Regions from separate parts of the Mus musculus genome. Here region 2 is linked to region 1. Evidence: chromatin loops called from intact Hi-C (ENCODE). Cell type or tissue: left cerebral cortex. All regions are shown on one strand.

Region 1 (5,000 bases):
AAGATGAGGGCTTCTGGGGAACTCAGTGTTGACCTCTGGCTTCTATACACACATGCACACATTTAGTAAATATGAAGAAATGAATTAAGCACTTGAATAACTAAGTTATACCAGACTGGAATCAGTACTCTTGCTGGGAAAATAGTTTTGTTGTTTTCCCGATAGAGTTTCTCAGTGTAGTTCTGCTTGTCCTGGAGCTTGCTCTGTAGACAAAGCTGGCCTTGAACTGAAGAGAAAGTACTGGGATTAAAGGCATGCATCACCACTGCCTGGCTAAAGACTATTTTCATTGTTGAGTTTATTGTCATTGATATTTCTTTGTTTTTGTTTTTGTAAGTGGAATATCACCATGTAGCCCTGCCTGTCCTTACACTTACTGTGTAGATCCAGTTGTTCTGCCTCTTACAGCAATGCTCCTGCCTCCACTTCCTGTTGCTGGCATCAAGGGCATGAGCCACCATTCCTGGGTTCTTGCTCATGAAGACTTATTTTTTGTATGAATAGAGAGCTGTGCATGTAGGTCTGTCTACCTTTCCCTGTCTCCCGGGATCAAATCCTTTAGCTCTTACCCATTTCTGGAAGCCTGTGAGAAGTGTGCATCCTCACAGGTGGTCTCTGGTACCCAGGAATGACATTCTCACTTTCTTTTAACAGGCATCGCAGCCTCATTCGCTGTCAAGCTTTTCAAAGCCTGGATGGCAGAGAAAGATGCCAATTCTGTTACCTCTTCACTGAGAAAAGCCAACTTAGACAAGAGGCTGCTTGTAAGTGTTTTTTGCATCAAGCTTGTGGTGACTGGTGTCAGGGTGGTGTCATGTCAGTGACATACCAGGGTCTCTGCTGAACTGGAGTGTGTTCCTTTTATTTCTTATTATCATAGAGAAACAAATTCTATTTTAGTCTTATATACCCTCTAATATATTTTAAATAAATGAAGTACCCTCTAGGCCAACCATAAGGAACACTTCTGGGAATGCAGGAAGACTTTTCTAGAGAGGATTACCTGGGGAGGGTTGAGGCTGTATAATGCTAGGACCATCTTGTGAGGTAGCGAACTGCATGGAGTAAAGAGGGGAAAGGAGAGAAGCAGTTGATGTTGACATGCCCTTTCTCTGCTTCCTGATTGGCTCTGTGAACCAAACCACTCCCACCAACACCATCTCCCAACTGTGAGCCAAATTAAACCCTTCTCTTAAAGTTTCTTTCTCTCATATGCGTGGTCATAGCCACTTTTACAAAATTACAAGAGATATCAACACTCAAGTTTGGAAGATTGTTGACATGGTATTAATATTTTATCAACAGTAAAGCTTTTTCCTGATGGCTGTAGTGGTATTTCAGTGGTATTGGGCTTGCCTGACACACTCAAAGCCATCCCGGTTGCAATCCCCAGAGTAATAAAACAAACTAACACTTTCTTTAGTATCAAATAACTATTTGCAAAACTAAAGGTTTTTTTTTAACTATATGTTTAAAAACTAATGTATTTTTAAAAAAAAACTCATTCTCAACAAATAAGATCCTTGTGATATTGAGTAGGAATTATATTATACCTTTCTTTAGTGGGCAGGGGTCATGCATTCCCTGATGTACATACAGAGGTCAGGACAACTTGTAGGAATTTTTTCTTCTACTGTGTTGTTATAGGGATCAAACTCAGATTAGTGGGCTTTGCCTATTTACCCAGCGAGCCTTCCTGCCAGACCCACCATAGCATTTTTGACGAGCCTGTGAGTTGTCCATGAATTAGCTATATCTTGTCTAGTCACAGCTGGGTTCCACGTGTCTTTTCATCTCAGGAACAAGACTGAAGGATCTCCCATTTAGGACATTGTGTCTGCATGGCATAGGACAGAAACACAGGTCACAAACTGAAGCCCTCAGTCACATTAAAAACCTACCTGCAATTGGCCCCGGTAGAGACGCAGCTCAGTGGTTAAGAGTACCTACTGTTCTTGCAAAGGGTCCAGCAGTCATGTCAGGAAGAGGCAGTTCACAGCCACCTGTAATTCCATCTCCAGAGGCTCCAACGCCCTCTTCTGGTCTCATGTGCATATATCTACACTCTGACACGTGTGCATAAATACCATTTAAAATAAAAATTAGGAGAAAAAGTCACTGGCAAGTCTGGAAAATAGAGTAGGACATTTAGCCTCTGTCTGCAGCACTGAGGGAGGGGTTCTGTTGATCCACTTTGACGGAGAGGAAGTTGGCGATTGGGAACAAAGATAGAATCTATCACAACTTGCCACAAAAGACTCAAAGTCTGGTTTCTTAACTAGCTACAGGTTGGTTAATTAGGTCACTGGATATAAAAGTGCATCTGTCTTGAAAACACATGTCATTTAACTGAACTTACTAGATCTGCATGCTGTGGGAAAGAGACGCGTAGATTCTGTTTCTCCCAAGAGCTTCCAACATCAGTGGGGAGAGGAGAGGCTGCTTGTGGCGAACAAGTACAGGAGGTGCCTGAGATTTCCTGACTCAACCCATGAGACACTTGGCATCTGTTATATTCTCAAGGGAGTCATTTTTTGTTTCATGAAGATATGCAGCTAAGTTTTATGTAACTGTTCACAAAAATAGTGATGTTAGCTATTACTCAGCACTGTTACAGATGAAGGAAAAAATTGTATAGCTCAAGGGGAGAGGGGATGGAAGAAACTATTTCGAATCCCTAGAAAAAGGAGAAGTTGGTCTTTTATTTATTCATTGAGTATGGTATTGGCACATTGTGTGCCACGAATTTCTGGGAATGGGGATAATTGAAAGAAAGCAAATAGACCCTGGCTTTTATGAAGTAGCATTGACTTCAAGGGAATGGGCAACACAGAGATAGCGAGTGCAGGTTTGTTTTTAATGGTGAATTTGGGGTTATTGTGGTACTTGTCTGTAATCCTAACACTGGGGGGCTGAGGCTAGAGGATTACCATGAGTTTGAAGCTAGTCTTCTAGTATATTGCCAGATCAAAGCTACCTTCATGAGACTCGATCTCAAAATCAAAAACAAAGGGGAAAGTCAAGGTGAAACACTGTAGAGAGAAAATTACCTAGACAAAAGCTACAGGAAACCAGATCAGGCAGAATAATAATTAATACAGACTTTTTGGTAGTAAGGAAGGCCTATGCGATGAGGCTGTGTATCCTAAAACGACATCTTCATAAATGAACTGTATGGGAACAGTATGATTGGCATGCACTTGAACATAACATCAAATCCCATTTTGCAGTCACGTCTTCCTGACAAAGAGCGTTCCGTGGTTATACTGAGCTATGGAGCCAATGTTGACTGACCTTAGTGCCAATGGCACTGTCCTGAAGTATTTCTAGCTGTATCAGCCACATCAGCTGTTAAATTTATTGATGCATGTCTACTTCAGGCCTGCCTGGCAATATGGATACATGAGTAGGAGTGCCTGCTGCCGAGCCTGAGAACTGATTCCTCAGGACCCACATATGGAAAGACCAGATTTCCACAGGCTGTCCTCTGAGAGCTCACACAAGTGGGTCCTACAAACTGCACATATATAAACACACTTGTTAGATATAGAGAAATGACAAGAGAGAGAGAGAGAGCAAGAGCGCTTTTGTTTCTAGAAACACTTGCTTATTTTAAACAGTCTAAAGGAAATCCCAATTCAGTTGATTCTCTGGGAGGGGAGGGACCACTCCATAAAATGAAATTGGCCCCTTCCACTAAATCTGAAATGTCTTGGATGGAACTGTAAACACTAACACAATGATACTGTAAATATTAACGGTGAAGTTTCAGTGTGGTGGGAAGTGGTATTTTGATATGCATGCGCATTTGATAGATTCTCCCACTGACTCTGTTCTGACATAAAAATATATGAGTCAAGGGAAATTTGGGGGTGAAATAGGGGAAGGCTGAGGTTTAAGTCCTGGCCAAGCAGCCTCTGCTCTGCCCCTCTCCTCAGTGGCAGCCCCCATGACAGCTCTTTGTACTGAGTTGGAGATATGGAGCCTTTGGCAACACACAGGCAGATCTAACCAATGTAAAGTTTGTGCCCAGTTTTTAGACTTGCCAGCAGTCGGGAGAATGTGAGAGCTCTGTGAATTGCCTGCATTTCATAGTTAGCTGCTGAATTCACACAGGATTAGACGGTTATGAGAAGGTGCCAGGCTGCGTAGGGGAAGATGACGTGATGAAGATATCAAAGCAGCTATGGTGTTCTGCTCTTTTTATTGTTGTTTTACCAAAACCAAAAACAAACAAACCACACCATCAGAATAATGTGGTAAGCTGAGCAGTCGATGAGTTAAGTTTAGAATAGGTCTTGCCCAGACCTTAATTGAGAGCCACCATCATTAGTGGAGAATAGATAGCAAAGTCCACCATGGCTCCTTTACTGTATCCTTGGCTGCAGCATTTACTTGTGATGAGTGGAGGTCCCTGGGGAGGAGCGGTTTGGTTTTTTTGTTTTTGTTTTTGTTTTTGTTTTTTTTTCTAGTGTTTCCAATCATTTCAGCTTTACAGAAAGAGCCTTGTTAACTCAACGAAGGAAGCAGTGCAAACGGTTTCAGTTTCCTTCCTCTCACTTTAAAAACAATTTAAATACTGTTCAGAGTTTTTATCATATTCATGTGGTCAGGTGAATTTAGTCCTGTGCCATTGTTGATTAAAGCAAAGAAAAAGAGATGGGTGGGTACGGTGAACAAAGCAAGTTTGTCTATGTTGCTCAATACTTTATTTTAAAAGATGCTCACCTCCGTGACTGTATAGGAACACTTCAGTCCTCCTCAGCTGAATGAGCGATGTCACAAGTGGCTTTAGTATGAGAATCCCATCCTAATTTGAATAGCCTGTAGCTTACAAACCTCCTTTTCTCCTTCAGGAACTCTTCCCAGTGAACAGACAGAGTGTGGATCATTTCGCTAAGTACTTCACTGACGCGGGGCTGAAGGAGCTGTCGGACTTTCTCCGAGTCCAGCAGTCGCTGGGCACCAGGAAAGAACTGCAGAAGGAGCTGCAAGAGCGA
Region 2 (5,000 bases), 74 kb before region 1:
AACCTTTATTCCACGGGACACATGCGCAGCTCAGAGTGGCCGTGTGATACAGATTTAAGTGTCGACTATGTGGAGAGCATTGTCCCCATTCAGGATAGAGTCTTTGCTCTATCTGCCTGCCTGAGATGAGCATTTGTCCTACAGGAAGTCTGTGCACACAAACGAGCTTTGTTAATGCCACAGAGGGTGCAAGCCTGAAGACCCGAGTTCAGACCTTGAATCCAGTGCTGGAGCAAAAAAGCAACTGCTCAGAGTTGTGTTCTGCCCTCTATGTGTCTGTGAGTCTTACTGTTTTCACTCTATTGGCCAGGCCTGGTATATCCATCATAATTCATCCTCATGATTTGCTCCCTAATCTTCTAAAAGCTTAATTGGAAAATAGCCAACCGTACTTAAAAGCGAAGGCTGCTATGTGAAAGGAGCGGAAGCTTGCGAACCAAGTACTGAGGGGAAGCACTTTGCTGGGAGTACCTGGAACTCACTTCTGTCTTGATTTTTCTCCACACTGAGGGTGACAGCACAGCCTTCAGTAGGGACAGAGAAGGGAACCAAATTGCCAGAGGGACAGAGGAAGCTATGTTCTGGGGAAAAGGCTGATACAGGATTTGGTTGAAAGGCTCATAAAAGCATGAATCAGTGTGACGAAGGCGAACAGAAAACTCTTCAAAGATGAGGAAAGCATAAAGTGTCTCACAAAACAGCCCTTGATCACATGACAGAGAGGTAGCAAGTGATTTAAAGCAACAGTAAAATTTACTTCCTACAACTCGGCTATAGGGGATTTTTTTTTTTTTAAGTTGGAACATTTCTAATTAGAGGCACTAAAATTACATATAAGCAGCAGGGACACACTTTGAGATTGTTATCAGGAATCACGGCCAGCCTTCTATTGGCTAGTTCAGCTGTGGCCCATTGCCCTAACCCTGGCACCCTAGACTACCAATCTATGCCTCCACCTACTCTGGGAATTTCCACCAGTAATTCTTCCACCAACGCACACACGTGTGTCACCATCCTTCAGTAGACAGGCATCCAACCAGCTTAGCTTTCACAAAGATATTCACAGGCCCGCTCCCTTTATAACTTACAACTTTCCTATGTAGAAAAATACCGTTTGGTTTCTAAAAATTCCCTGAATGGTAAGGAGAACTTGTCCCTAGCAACACAGCATGCAGTGGTCTGGGCTCACTGGACATTTAACCTAGCAAAAGAGGAGCCTTACAATTTCAACTGGAGCGATGCTTCGCACCAGCTGCTGTAGGAGTGTGGCTTCACAGTATGGAAACTTCCGGATGCTTTCTCTGATGATCTTTTCCTGATACACCGGGAAGCCATCAGACGCTCGGCCTTTCAACAAGCTGAAAGACATTTTTTTAAACAGTTCAAATTGTGACATTAGAGCAGTTCCCTCCTTGGGACCCAAAAGCTTTTAATAGTTTCCTGTTAAAATGGTGTCTCCTCCAATCTCAAGGATGGACTCAAACTAAATTGTTACTCAGACCATACTGATTAGCACAAGCCCTCAAAGGCCTGAGTGCTGTCCTCTGGCCAGCTAGCTACTGATGACCTAGTCAGCCATTTGTAGGAAGAATGGAAGCTCTCAGCGAGCCACTCACTCGTGACTCAGTTCCTTTTCCTTGGTAAAGCTGTGCATCAGTGAGATCCCTATGGTGAGTGGACAAAGGTCATACACAGCTCTGTCAGGAGTGGTAACAATACAGGAAGTACCAGTAGGAATCCAGCCGAAGGCAAAGGTCACACACAGCTCTAGCAAGTGTGGTGACAGACACAGGAAGTGCCCGGTACAGCAGCCTACTTTACTGTACACTTAAGCTTGGACGATTTTCTAGCTGTGTGGTCTTATGTATAATGTCACAGTAAATCAGTAAAAACAACAACGGAAATGACTAAAACTTGGTCAGAGTCTAATATTGTCCCTTGTTCTGGGAGACTAAACGTGACTCCAACAGAGACTGGCGCCGCTATAGTGTTAATTCTCGCACGTGTCATGGGGCTTCCGATAAGGCATCTTGAGCATCTTTCTGCATGCCATGGCAGAAGCCGTACCTTCTGATCAGGGTGTCCAGCTTATTCTCTCCTTCTTTGAGGAAGGTAATGCATTTCTGAAAGATGCAGCTGATGTAGTGCATTTTCATAGCCAACACTTCATTCATGTCTCTCTGTTTCATGCATTTCTCACAGATCAAATCCATCACCCTGTAGCATTTACCGAGAGCAGCTGCGTCTGCCAGCAGAGGGTTCTCACTCACAAGCATCACGATCTAGAAGAAGAAATGCCATCGAACACTGAGATCCCACCAAAGACCTCTCCGAGAGGTAGTCGGTGCAGCCGGTATCCAGGCTGTCCAGGTTATTCTTAGAATCACGGGTATGGCATAACTCAAGTCAGAAGGCAGTTTGCTACTGCTCCATGTTATAAAGCTAACATTAGGGAATCTCTTGACATTAAAGTTAAAACGGATTCTGTCATCTGCCTATACTAAGGTGCTAGCATGCCTCCCAGAGCACAGTGCGCTACTGTCTCTGACAAGCACTTTTATGAATGCTTACACAGTGTACCTGCAAAACTGTTCACTACACACAGGACAGTATCACCAAGCGATCAACGACTCTTAGTTAATATTACTAAACTCAATAATCCCATAGCTAGGAAAACTACAGTTCTCCCTACTTCCTCTTCTTCCTTCTTTGCTCTTTGGGTTTTTGAAGACAGGTTTTCATGTATCTCAGACTGGCCTTGAACTTGTTATGTAAGGATGCCTCTGAATTCCTGATCCTGCTGTCCCCATAGCCCAAGTGCTGGGATAACAGATGTGCATGTGTTTATGGGGTGCTAGAAAGTGAACCCTAGGCTTCTCAATGCTAAGCAAGCATTCTGTTACTGTTAGATCCCCAGTCCTCAAATTCTTATTAATTTTAAGAAAATTTTAATTCTAGTCTCCAGAAAGAAGACTAGAAAAAATAAGGGCTTTTACTTTCCAGTTAACTCCATTTCTTTGTGAAATTTTTCCTTAAGATTATCCCAGTCATGCCCAACAATGCAATTATGTTAAAATGAAAACCATAAACAGCTTTGAAAGGGAGACTAGTAGAAAGCTATCCAATCTCACAAATTATGAGTCCTACATCTTCTATTTATGTACTAATTCAGCTCAAATTTACTCTAATAAGGAGTGCTTCTATGACCTCTTCTATGGGGTACATTATTTGAAGTTAGTCTGCAGGTGACCACCATACAGTTTGCTGGTGACAATAAGGATGAGAACCTGTGTGCAGTGGCCAGATGGTGGGCAGCAGACAGTACTCGCTAACCTGTGTGCTTCAGCTCAGTCCCTGTGCCAGAGACAACCACGGTCAGGGAGGAGACTTTGTGAACTGCATTCTCTTCAGACATGCATGAAGAGAAATCATCTGTGAGTTGATATAATACCCAGGTCCAGCCTTCCTGGAAATCTCACAGAGCTTCAAGGACAATGAAACATGACCTTTGACACTACTAAATTATTTTTTATATAACGAAATACTTTCTTAAGACCACAGTACTTTATAAGAAATTATCCGGCTTCAGGAAGTAACTAAAACTGATTCCTTATTAATAAATTTGCTGATTACCCTCTCCACCAAAACAAATGTAAAAGAAATTAATCTGTGGGAGCGGGAGAGATGGGCAGCTCAGTGGTTAAGAGCAGTGGCTGCTCAGTTTAAGAGCAGTGGCTGCTCTTTCAGAGGATCTAGCACCCATACGGCTGCTCAAAAGCAGACAAAATTCCAGTTCAGAGGTTCAGATGTCCCTTCTTGCTTCCACAGGTACTGGGTACACATGTGGTGTAACGATATAGACACAGGCTCAGCAGTTACGAGAGTTACTGCTCTTGCAGAGGACCAGGTTTAGTTCCCAGGACTCCCACGGCAGCTCACAGCTACCTGTAAACTCCAGTTCTGGGGTCTATTGACTCTTCTACTTGCCAGGGCTTTGTACCTGAGCAGTGAACTCGATGCCCTCAGGTACCCAACATGACATAAAATGAATATTTTTTTAAAAAACAATTTGTAGAAAAAAATTAATTTGTGATGTAGAGGACCCATTAATACATCTGCTAATTATATTCACTTAAAACTGCTCAATATTTTATATATGGTCTCACATCATAAGGGTATGGACTCAAACGTACAAGCGAACTTCTTTGTAAAAATCTAAAACAAAGCCTATATTAATATCTTAAGGAAATTTGAGATGCTAGGCTTTGGTTTTTCTACAAATCGAAGGAAAGATTTATGAGGGCGATGATCAATAAATAGGAGCTCCTGAAATATTCCTGTGCTCTTCACAAGGGAATATTCTCATTAGCTCTCTTCATATCTGCAGCATTATAAAAGGGGACAAAGGAAATCTTCATTATGCACTGCCAAGAGACGTATGTGTGTTCCTTTTAGCATAAAATCAAGGTGAATCTTCTTTCTCCAAGCACGGCTAGCAAAGGCCATGCCTCTGCAGTAGCATTATAATTGTTTTCCCTCTGTCCACTATTTTTTTTTTAAAGTGGTAAGTCGACACTCCTGGGCTTGAAAGACTGGACGGCCAGGTGTGCACCGGCCTGCTCCTCCCTCGGAGGCCTTTCTCAGAGGCTATTGTGATTTTTGCCTGAGATTTTGTTTTTCTCCTAGATTCATCTGGGCATCCCCACAACTCCCCAAATCCCTTTTGAAAACAAACGCATCACTATAGCAGCCACGTAACCTAGATGCAAAGGCAGCCATTTTAGGCACAAAAGCAGTGAAACAGTGAGCTGTGCCTGGGGAGAAGTTCTGTGCTTTCTTTTAAAAGACGGGGTTTCTGCTCCCCTTTACAACCTTCTGAAGATGTGTGACAGCTTACAGATCGGTGAGCAGCAGTGAAGTAGGCCACCACAACAAAAGCAGTGTTGCTGCTTTTGTATCCAAAGTATAGCAGAAAGAAAGAGCTTCAGGTGAACTACCCG

The links. Peaks named below come from ENCODE experiments on the same cell type or tissue, not always from the same donor. Only the 100,000 strongest peaks of a DNase experiment are listed, where the experiment ranks them.
Region 2: it touches region 1 in a loop (2.2-fold over the local background); 2 of 42 quality-filtered maps call a loop at or near these places.

What each region holds. Positions count from the first base shown.
Region 1 is chr12:36,109,732-36,114,731 of GRCm38, reverse strand. Bzw2 (basic leucine zipper and W2 domains 2) reads left to right here. Exons shown (of 12, transcript NM_025840.3): 7 at 655-764; 8 at 4,857-5,000. Among named protein-coding and RNA genes, the nearest start is that of Bzw2, 45 kb to the left of the region's middle. In left cerebral cortex, a CTCF peak has its summit at 2,065 (motif pointing left); DNase peaks (open chromatin) are centred at 2,463, 3,418 and 4,084; H3K27ac peaks cover 1,703 bases.
Region 2 is chr12:36,184,008-36,189,007 of GRCm38, reverse strand. Ankmy2 (ankyrin repeat and MYND domain containing 2) reads right to left here. Exons shown (of 10, transcript NM_146033.3): 6 at 2,068-2,282; 7 at 1,223-1,358. Among named protein-coding and RNA genes, the nearest start is that of Ankmy2, 29 kb to the right of the region's middle. In left cerebral cortex, a CTCF peak has its summit at 2,253 (motif pointing right); DNase peaks (open chromatin) are centred at 1,097 and 2,345.